Regions from separate parts of the Homo sapiens genome. Here regions 2 and 3 are each linked to region 1. Evidence: chromatin loops called from intact Hi-C (ENCODE). Cell type or tissue: PC-3. All regions are shown on one strand. Links, peaks and the distances in the headings refer to the core of each region. The heading gives the core; the rest is flanking DNA.

Evidence for each region. Peaks named below come from ENCODE experiments on the same cell type or tissue, not always from the same donor. Only the 100,000 strongest peaks of a DNase experiment are listed, where the experiment ranks them.
Region 2: a loop joins it to region 1, with 3 times the contacts of the local background. A loop is called at or near these places in 6 of 110 quality-filtered maps.
Region 3: a loop joins it to region 1, with 16 times the contacts of the local background. A loop is called at or near these places in 56 of 110 quality-filtered maps.

What each region holds. Positions count from the first base shown.
Region 1 is chrX:108,535,524-108,538,831 of GRCh38, reverse strand. All of the region lies in intron 1 of COL4A5 (collagen type IV alpha 5 chain), which reads right to left. Among named protein-coding and RNA genes, the nearest start is that of COL4A5, 97 kb to the right of the region's middle. In PC-3, for the core only: a CTCF peak has its summit at 1,623 (motif pointing right); no DNase peak of the experiment used is centred there; H3K27ac peaks cover 699 bases.
Region 2 is chrX:108,438,452-108,441,355 of GRCh38, reverse strand. It overlaps COL4A5 (collagen type IV alpha 5 chain), which reads right to left and starts at 1,518. Exons shown (of 53, transcript NM_033380.3): 1 at 1,150-1,518. The coding sequence starts at 1,230. It also overlaps a transcript of COL4A6 not described here. In PC-3, for the core only: no CTCF peak of the experiment used is centred there; a DNase peak (open chromatin) is centred at 1,625; H3K4me3 peaks cover 2,234 bases; H3K27ac peaks cover 1,760 bases.
Region 3 is chrX:108,223,926-108,226,829 of GRCh38, reverse strand. The region is part of intron 3 of COL4A6 (collagen type IV alpha 6 chain); the gene reads left to right. Among named protein-coding and RNA genes, the nearest start is that of ATG4A, 130 kb to the right of the region's middle. In PC-3, for the core only: a CTCF peak has its summit at 1,951 (motif pointing left); no DNase peak of the experiment used is centred there.

The DNA of each region.
Region 1 (3,308 bases), core at 353-2,852:
TCTGCCATTCAGTACTATCCTTTACTCTTAGAAAATGAACTGCTTAGAAAAACAAGTTAGTTTAATATACATGGATAGCTCAGTGTTTACTTACAAGGAGGTGGCATTCTTTTCATCAGATAGATACCAGACTGAGTTACTGAAACCTTCATGTGACATAAATACCAAATAATGCCCATCAATCTTGAGGGCCTTTGATATAAAATACCTTAGCCTGCTGCTCAACATTCCATGATTTCCTTTACTCTAGTCACTACCAAAGTACCCTCCTCAACCCTTTTGAAAGTACTGACCTTATCCTTCTGGTCAGAACTCCTAACTCACTCAGCTGCAACTAAAAGTCACCTTCATACTGAAACCTCTTTTCCTGATTATAAGAGCAAACTACAATGGCTTGATGTTGCAGTAATCTCTCACTCACACTACAAGAGGCTGCTCCAGTGAAAGCTGTGCTCCTGACACGTCAAACAGAAAGTCTGCTATGCCGCTATTATTTATTATTCATAGATGTTTGGGGGTTATATACTGATTTTAGTATTTTACGCTAACTACACTACAGATTAAATAGGCTTATTCAGACTTACTCATTCATCAAATATGAATTGAATATTACTAGAGGACAGAAAAATTGTTAGGCACTAGACTTCTAAGATGAGTAACACACAGCTCCCTCCAACATGTGTAACTAATTCAAGAAATACTTATTGATCACCTGTTATGTGACAGCCACTATGTTATGTTAGGTGCAAGTAGAAGTACAAAGTACATCATTGCTCTCTAATGGGAAGGATGAACCCATCTACAAAAAATTATATTACAATGTGCAGGAAACAGAGGTTAATTAAAAATATATAATATTTTTCTGCAAACATAAATTTTAAGTTCCAGACTATGGATTTTATAAAATTTAGAAGATACCGTTTCACAAGAAGATACTGATTCACAAGTTCACAAGACAGTAACTGTCAACAGTCGTAGTCCCTGAATTAAATTGTGCATATTGTCAACACTCATGCATTAATGGAGAGGTAAAGAGTAGTGATAACCCCAAATGGCTGTTAATGTAAGAATAATTAACATTTGACACTGAAATGCATGTCTGAACTTTATATGTGAATATATGTGCATGGGTTTTTGTTGTTGCGAGTAGAAGACAGTGTAGCTTTCCATCTTCAGCCTTTATTGAGAGATCTTCTTCTTTTAAATACAAATTAAGCTCCTAAAAATAATGCAAAGCAATAACCTGACAGGATTTCATTGATATGAACAAGTTTCTATGTGACCTTTCTTTATAATTGCATTTTGACTTCTCAGTATCCAACGATAGCCCCTAACTCCTAATATAATTTATAAACAAGCAAAACCTTAAATACTCTCGCATGTCATTTTACAAGTAATTTTGTATAATTTTTTGCAATTTTTTATTAACATGTAGCTTTACTTTAGAGAGAGCACAGATTAAAACAGTTGTGAATTATAGATAAATGTGTTTAAATTCAATTTAAAATTTTAATTTATAGTCTATTTATTCCACCTAGGTTATGAGAATGACTCTGGTACTCATAGGTTAAAACAAAACAGGCAATTGTAATACGCACACCAACCACTAGATGCCACTTTCTATACAGTTATAACAGTGGCGCCCACAAGGAGATAGCCCCAGTTTGACATCTGGTTAATGGAACAATTTGTTTTTTTACCAACATCTATTAATATTGATTAGGTGTCTAATAAACACAAGCACAATAATAGTTCTATGAGTTGTACAAAAGTACATGCAGGTGCTACCTTTAAGGAACTTCCAGTCTAGGTTTTTTGTTTTTTTAAGTAACTAGGTATTTTATTTTTTAAGTAACTGGGTATTTTCAGGACATATGAAAAGAATATCAAAATACAATGGAATAATGATACAGCGGTATATCATAATTTTACTTCAGAAGTTGAAACATTTGACCATGGACAAATCATTTCCATACTCTTTGGCTGTTTTCTCATTTGTAAAATGGCATACATAGACAATATGATCTCCTTAGGTAGCTTCCAGATTTCACTCTCTGTGATTCTGTAGGATTTGCCAGGTAAAAATGAGTGGTATAGTCAATAATTGCTATCAAAGTTAAGAAAAACAGTTCCCTTGAGCCTGAAAGTATTGACAAAGGCTCTGTGGAGAAAGTGAATACCTGGACTTCAACTTGGAAGGATAGACAGAAAGCTACCTAGAGGAAAAATTGCCATGCTAAGCATGATTAAAATACAAAATTGATTGGGGCAAAGAAGTAAAATGAACATTAAGTACCTCAGTCTAAAAGGCTAAGTTCATATGAAAAAAACTAATTTTTCGAAATCACTGAAGATGAAAGAAGCAAGAAAATGATGAAACTACAGTAATATTTTAAATTTTTATTGTGGGAGAAAGTAATAAATGAGTAAGGAAAGTTTTGTATTATCACACAGTAAAACACATCACAACACTACAATAATTAAAATAGTATGGTATTCAGTTAACAAAAATAGGAAGGCCAGAAACAGATTTACACATGCAAGCACGTGCACACACACACACACACACACAACTACTATATGATAAAAGTTGACGTCAAATAGATGTGAAAACAATGAATTTTTCAACATATGGTGCTAGAATAAATATAAAAAATAATAAATTTAGATCTCATGCTGCTACAATTAAAACAGCAGATATTAGACTTAAAAGTACAAATAAAAACAAATTCTGTATGAATTAGGGTCACCTAAAGAACCTCACAAAAATTTACATACCAGCAACCCATCGTAAAGATTCTTCCAGTAAGCTGAAGTTGAATAGCAGAATCTGAAATTTTAATAAACATCTCTAAGTAATTTTGATTCAGGTGTTCCAAGGAGACACATACTACAAAATAATGGCAGAGAGAAATAAGAAATATTCCAATAATGTGGCCAGTTAGGTATCCAGACTGAAATGCTTACTTAAAAAAAAAATGCTTGGAAAAAAGTAAAAACTTCTTCCTAAAAGCATCAAAGGGAAGCACAGTAGGATTTATCAAATCAAAATCTAGGGAAAACCAAAAAATGAACTGATCAATGAAACTACTTTTTCCCGGAGGACATATGCCAAACTTGGATAATTTTTGGGTTTTGTTTTATAATTTCTTTTACTATAAGGGTGTACCACGCATAAATGTACCTCACAATCCCACACCCAGGGAGGTGGAAGAAAAGATCTCTTGGTGCTTAGCAGAGAAGTACAGGAAAAAAAACCCTTAAAAAACTCACCACAAACTGGCCAGATTTGCAATCCAAATTAGCAT
Region 2 (2,904 bases), core at 405-2,904, 98 kb after region 1:
GCTGCTTACAAAGAATTGACGGTCACTCAACCATGTGAAGGCCTAAGCCATGATCTCATATTAAACAGTTTTTAAAACTATCCATAATGATCACTCAAATAAATTTAAATAATTTGTCACACACTTATTCTTCAGAGGTTATATGAAATTAAAGATGATGGGCTTCAGGCTGGAGAACATTTTCTCTCACAAAGCCATTCATTTTTTTAACATCTGGCCCTCATCCCCAATAGGACAGTGGGTGGGACTACCCAGATACCCTTCTAAGAGATATACTGAGGTTTGAATTCTACATTCCTAAAACTGAATGGAGCTTTTTGCTGCTATTTCACATGTACCTCCTCCCCCACTTTCCTTTAAACTGGAACACTGATTCTCCTTTGAAAAAGGAGTATTTTCCTTTGAATAGGTGATGGGCAAATTCTCAATTTGTTCAGATGCCTTGGTAGGTTTAAAAAAAAGTAAACAAACAAAAAAACCCATAATTTAGAAAAAACAACAACAACAAAAAGACGCAAAAGACCTGAAGCCTGAGACTTTACCTCACTCTTCTTGGTATGTTGCCTTAGCATTTCATTTGTAACAAGGATGTCAAAAGGGAAAAGGAGGTCAGTGGCTTGAATGACCTGAGGTGGGGGTAGGTTCCTGTTGCTTAAGGAAAGAGCAAAGGGGACGAACTTCACTGAGGCGCTAAAAACACTTTGATGGAAGCTGGATTTTCGAAGAGCCAAAATATTAAACTACAGACAAAATTCAAAGAGTGGGCTGGGTACAAGTAGTGAAAAGGTTAGTCGCCAGGCAGGGAAACACCCGACGGTGGAGGGAGGGGAGGAAAAGTTTTAAATACCCACCACAGCCTAGTGAGCCTTTAATTAGCGTCCCCCACTTCTGACTTTGCTCTTGCCCCCGGAGGAGCTAGCTGCAGGGAAGCAAGCAGCCCTATTTTTAAGCACTTAAACCTCTCCGTTGGACTTCAGAAGGCTTGAGTTACCGGTGTTGCAAATAACGTTTCTTCCTAAACATGAGAAAGCAAATTTGAATTCCCTAGTCAACGCCAAAAGGAAGATAAAGGGACCCCCCCCCCAAAAAAAAGGTAATTTCAGCGTGAAAGAGCGGTGATGGGCGCGGGGGAGGGGAGGAAGGACTTACCGCAGCCTCTGCAGGCTGCCCCCAAAGACTCAGGGCCAGTAAGAACAAGCCGGCAGCCAGGCTGACTCCACGCAGTTTCATTCTTCTCCGGCTCCCGCAGCTCCTTCAGCACCCGCACGAAATTCCCGGCTGGCTCTAACCAATTGACATAATCTTGAGGGTTTATATGGAGAGAGCTAGAGCCGGAGAGGGACAGTGAGGCTTGGGTGAAGAGAAAGAAGCTTTTTAAGAGTGGAAGAAAAAAAAAAGAAGAAGAAGAAGGAGCTACTCTTCCTTCCCCCCTCCCCTCCCCAAAGCCGGTCTCTCAGGAGAACTTTTCCCTTCTGTCCAGACTTGCAAACTTTTTCTTCACTCAATTCCTACAGATCTACTTTCCTCCCTCTCTTCCCCGTGCAAGGCCCCCCTCCTCACCAGCACAAGGGAATTTGAGTATCACTCCGCCACAGTTTTAGACTGCACCGGCAACCTGCGAGGGAGTGACGCTCAGTTATTTGGGGGAGGGAAACTTCCAGACTAGTTGACTGAGCACCATGAGTCCAACCGGGAAGCTTTTCTATTCGTTCATTTGCACCTTCCGTTGATACTACTTTTCTAGGCTCAGTTCCAATCTCATTGGTGTGCGTACCAAAGCCAATTACAAATAGATCTAAACTGGGACTATTTTTTTAGCGGATGGATCTCAGAGGGGCCGTGCTTTTTATTGTTACTCATTAGAAACAAATTTTGGTCGGTGCTCCCTGGGCTGCTGGTCTTCTTTACCTTCCAGCTGCTCACAGAACAGAGAGTTTCTACATACAAGCAGAAGATGTGAAAATATTGGGAATAAATAAAGTATATGCTTATAAACAAGTAAGAAAATAAGTATATGTGCGTGAATACTTTATGTGTGTTATATACGTATAAGATCTGGGAGCATTCAGCAGGTATTGGTAATTATTCTATGGTATTATGTTATTATAATACAGCTATATCTCTGTTTAGCTGCATTGAATCCTATAATTAATGCCTCCTATATTGAGCTAATGTAAAAGGTATTGACTCTCATTGTAGTTGTGTTTCAGAAAGATTTAGGGCAGGGAATTAAATAAATTTAGTGCAGTGTTTCTTAGAATTAATATAAACACTTAATTGGAAATATTTAAATAGAGTTGATGGCAGCTGAATCGATATCTCCCATATAAAGACTTGAATGTTCCTTTGATAATTCTGATATATAGATTTTTTTTAAAGTAACAAAAGAACTAGAAAATACTTTCTGCGGACTCCTTGGAGAATCTTCAAGAATTTGATGAAGAATTCTTCACAACATTTCTATCTTCCTAGAATTAACCACTTTAGAGTCTTTCAAGGTTTTGGATCTATTTCACGAGGGCCCACTCATCCTTAGGTTCTGCTTAGCTCAGAGTGGATTTACAACTCCAGAAACTGTCTCCCCTTCCCAATAGCCTAGTGTACTATCAATTTGAATCAGTGTTGTATGCATTTGGGCATGTGTGCAAGGGCACTTTCGGGCCCATCTGTCTTATGTGGGAATAGTATGCCTATGTCTCTTTATGTGTAACCTAACAGTAAAGTTGAAAGTATATGATGCACAGTTGCTTAGGTCTTAGCGTATAGGTCTCTAAGGGGCTGTGTGTGAAGCTGTGGAGATACTTAGGGCTGTTGTGTGGAAAGGTGCCTGAAAGTGAGAAAGACTACCGGCTGCCCAAGGTAGGGGGGATGATTGACAGCAGACAGCCCCGCCCCTTTCCCCTC
Region 3 (2,904 bases), core at 405-2,904, 310 kb after region 1:
TGGAGGTAGAATTCACAGTCCTTGCTAATGGATCGGATGTGGGAGATGAGGGAATGGAAGGGTCATGGAGGACCCCTGAGTTTCTGGCTTCATCAACTTTATGAATGGTGCCATTTACTGAGTTAACTCAGAAAAAGGGAGCTGGTTTGGAGAATGGGGTTGAGGAGAAGCCAATGTGGTTCAGTTTGGGGCATGTTGGGTTTGAGTTGGAATATTTATTTGAATAGATCTCTTATACGTCATTGACTATAAGGATCTGGCACAATCAGAAGAGAAATCTGGGCTGGAGGTTCAGGTTTGGGAGTCATTAGTATGTAGATTAAAGCCCTTCAGGAGGAAAAATAAACACTGAGAAGCCAAGTACCAAGGAGAACCAGGACACCATTGCTATGTAAAAGGAGAAATGCTCTCACAGATGTGGGGTACTGGCATACATGCTCATCTATTCCCAAGCACACATCTCTGCCCCCAAAGAGGGTCGCTCAATGATGTCTGTGCATCTCCAACTGAAACTTAAGAGAAGGAGCATTGGTGCCCAATCCTAAACTCTCCATTTTGCCATAAATGATGCCTAAAGGAAAAAGGGAACTAATGCTTTCATTCTATCTGCCAGGTGTTTTATATGTATTAACTCATTTAAATGCTGACAATAATCCAACGTAAGAGCTATTATTACACTTCAGCCCTTGATACTCAAGATGGTTATATCCCTTGCCCAAGGTCACATAACTTAATTGGCAGTAAGGAGACTTCATTTAAAGTGTACCTAACAGCACTGCATCACCTTCTACAATACAACTGGATCCTTAGGAAGGCCTGTGCACACCCTTCTCCCTTCCCTGCTTCATAAATACCATTTGCATCCCCTAGCTTAATGCTTTGCTTTACAAATCCCTCTGGGAAAAGCAAAGCTCTAAGTTGTCAGTCATTAACGCCTCAGTGGGAATGAGTTTCAGATTCTTCCTCAGGAACAAATGTTAATTTTATGGGAGAAGAACACTGGAACCTTAACGGAGGTATAAAAAGGCAGAAAGGGACTAAGTTATGAAAAGTCAGCCCCCTCCACCAGTTTCACCGTCCTGTCTAGTGTGAGGCATATGCTTTTAAGATTCTTCGATGATATATCTACATATGTCTACTACTTTATAGGCAGCCCCATTTCTGGGTCTTTTACCCTAGTTATCTGGGTCTGATCAGAGGCCACCTTAAACTTCACACTGATCCCAACTCACTGTGGTTGGCAGGAGGCAGCCAGCCTGGGCTGTGGTTGCAGACCTGCGGTTCCTGGCCTTAAGCACAAGTCCCAACTCATTCCCTTGAGAATTAGACCCTGATGTGCATATTTAAAATCCTGAGCAGATGGAAGCAGGAGAGCTCATTGGAAAGACTTGGAGGAGTTCCTTCTGCCCTGTCTGGGTCTATTTGCCAAAATAAATGACATGTATCAGAACAGGGCATTAGTCCAAGCCCATTGAAATTCTGCTAGCTGTCCAAACAGTGATGGTGTTTCAGATTGGTTCTGTGAAATGATCAGGGTTAGGAAAAAAGAAATAATGTGTGAGCATCTGGCTGCTGCAGCCTACTGATGGGGACAGTCCCAGGGGCGGGCCCAGGGTAGTGGAGGGGCAGCCTCAAGGACCCCCTAAGACATCTGCCACTGGCAAACAGGGAAACAGCCACATACTGGCAGCAGGTGGTCTGTTTAGTTCCATGCCGTTCCTACTAGCTACGTGACCTAAACAAGTCCTTCCTCTTCTCTCGGCCTTCCCCCTTCCCCCCGCCCCCCGCCCCATGTATAAAATAAAGCCCGGATTGAATGGTCTCTAAGGGCCTTTCCTGCTCGAACATTCTGTGACTTCTCTGACACTGGTTTGATTTCTTTTTCTCTGTAGAGGGAGAGGCCCACCTACCCACCTGCTTATCTGTAGTCTCTATGTTCTCACACTGACCTCTGCTGGCCATTATGAAAAATGTCGCTGATAGTGTCGGGGTGGGAAAGGAAAGGAATTCACCACTGATTTAGTTAATATTAAGCTTTAGCTGTATGGGTAATGAGGCAGAAATCCTGTGCATTAGAGATGAGGAAAAAAGATCATACAGCTATAAGCACAAAGTAAGCGTATCTGGATGACAAAACAACCCGCAGAAGAAATGGGTCTGCCTCTTTTTTTTCTCAGTCACCTTCATTTGTTCCCGGTGTTCTGTGCCAGTGTATGAAAGGACATCCATGGATGGGAAGGCTTTTTGTCTCATATCCTATGACTGCAGGCTCCATAAGAGCCTCACACCATGCTGAGGGGACAGTTCTGGATGAGCAGAAGCCTAGAAACTTCCCACAGGCCCTGCTTCTGGCCCTTGATTCAATGTGAGAGGTTTCAAACTGAGCTGCTGGCACGCCCGCCAACCCAAGCTGGAACCTGGGGCCAGTCCAGAAGTGCATGTTCCTCTAGGGGGTGCCTTTTCAAACTTCTATTTGGAAAAAGAATTAGAATTTAAAAAATATATGTGAGTTCTTTAGGAGAGTTCCTTTCAGCTCTCTTGTTGGAACACAGGGGTCAAGAAATTCTGCATGCCCACCAAGCCAGGAGAAAGGAAGCAGGCTGTGGGACCCTGTCTTTTCTACATGGAATCAGAGTTCCAGTTAGGCCCAGCCCTCGAGTTGCCTACCTCCTAAGTCTCCTTGCTTACCCTTGCTGATAAGCATGTGCTTGCAAAGGTAAGAGACCAGAGGTAGAGGGTGCCAGTCCCTGTGCCTATGCTGGGTGCTGCTGGGACTCTTCTCTCTAATGGTGTGAGCAGGATGGGACTGGGCCACATCACAACCTGCTCTCTCAGTAGCTGTTCAGTGATTTACTGTCCTCTTCCCCTTCCTTCCCTTGATGTGGGAAAACTTTTGTCAGGGCT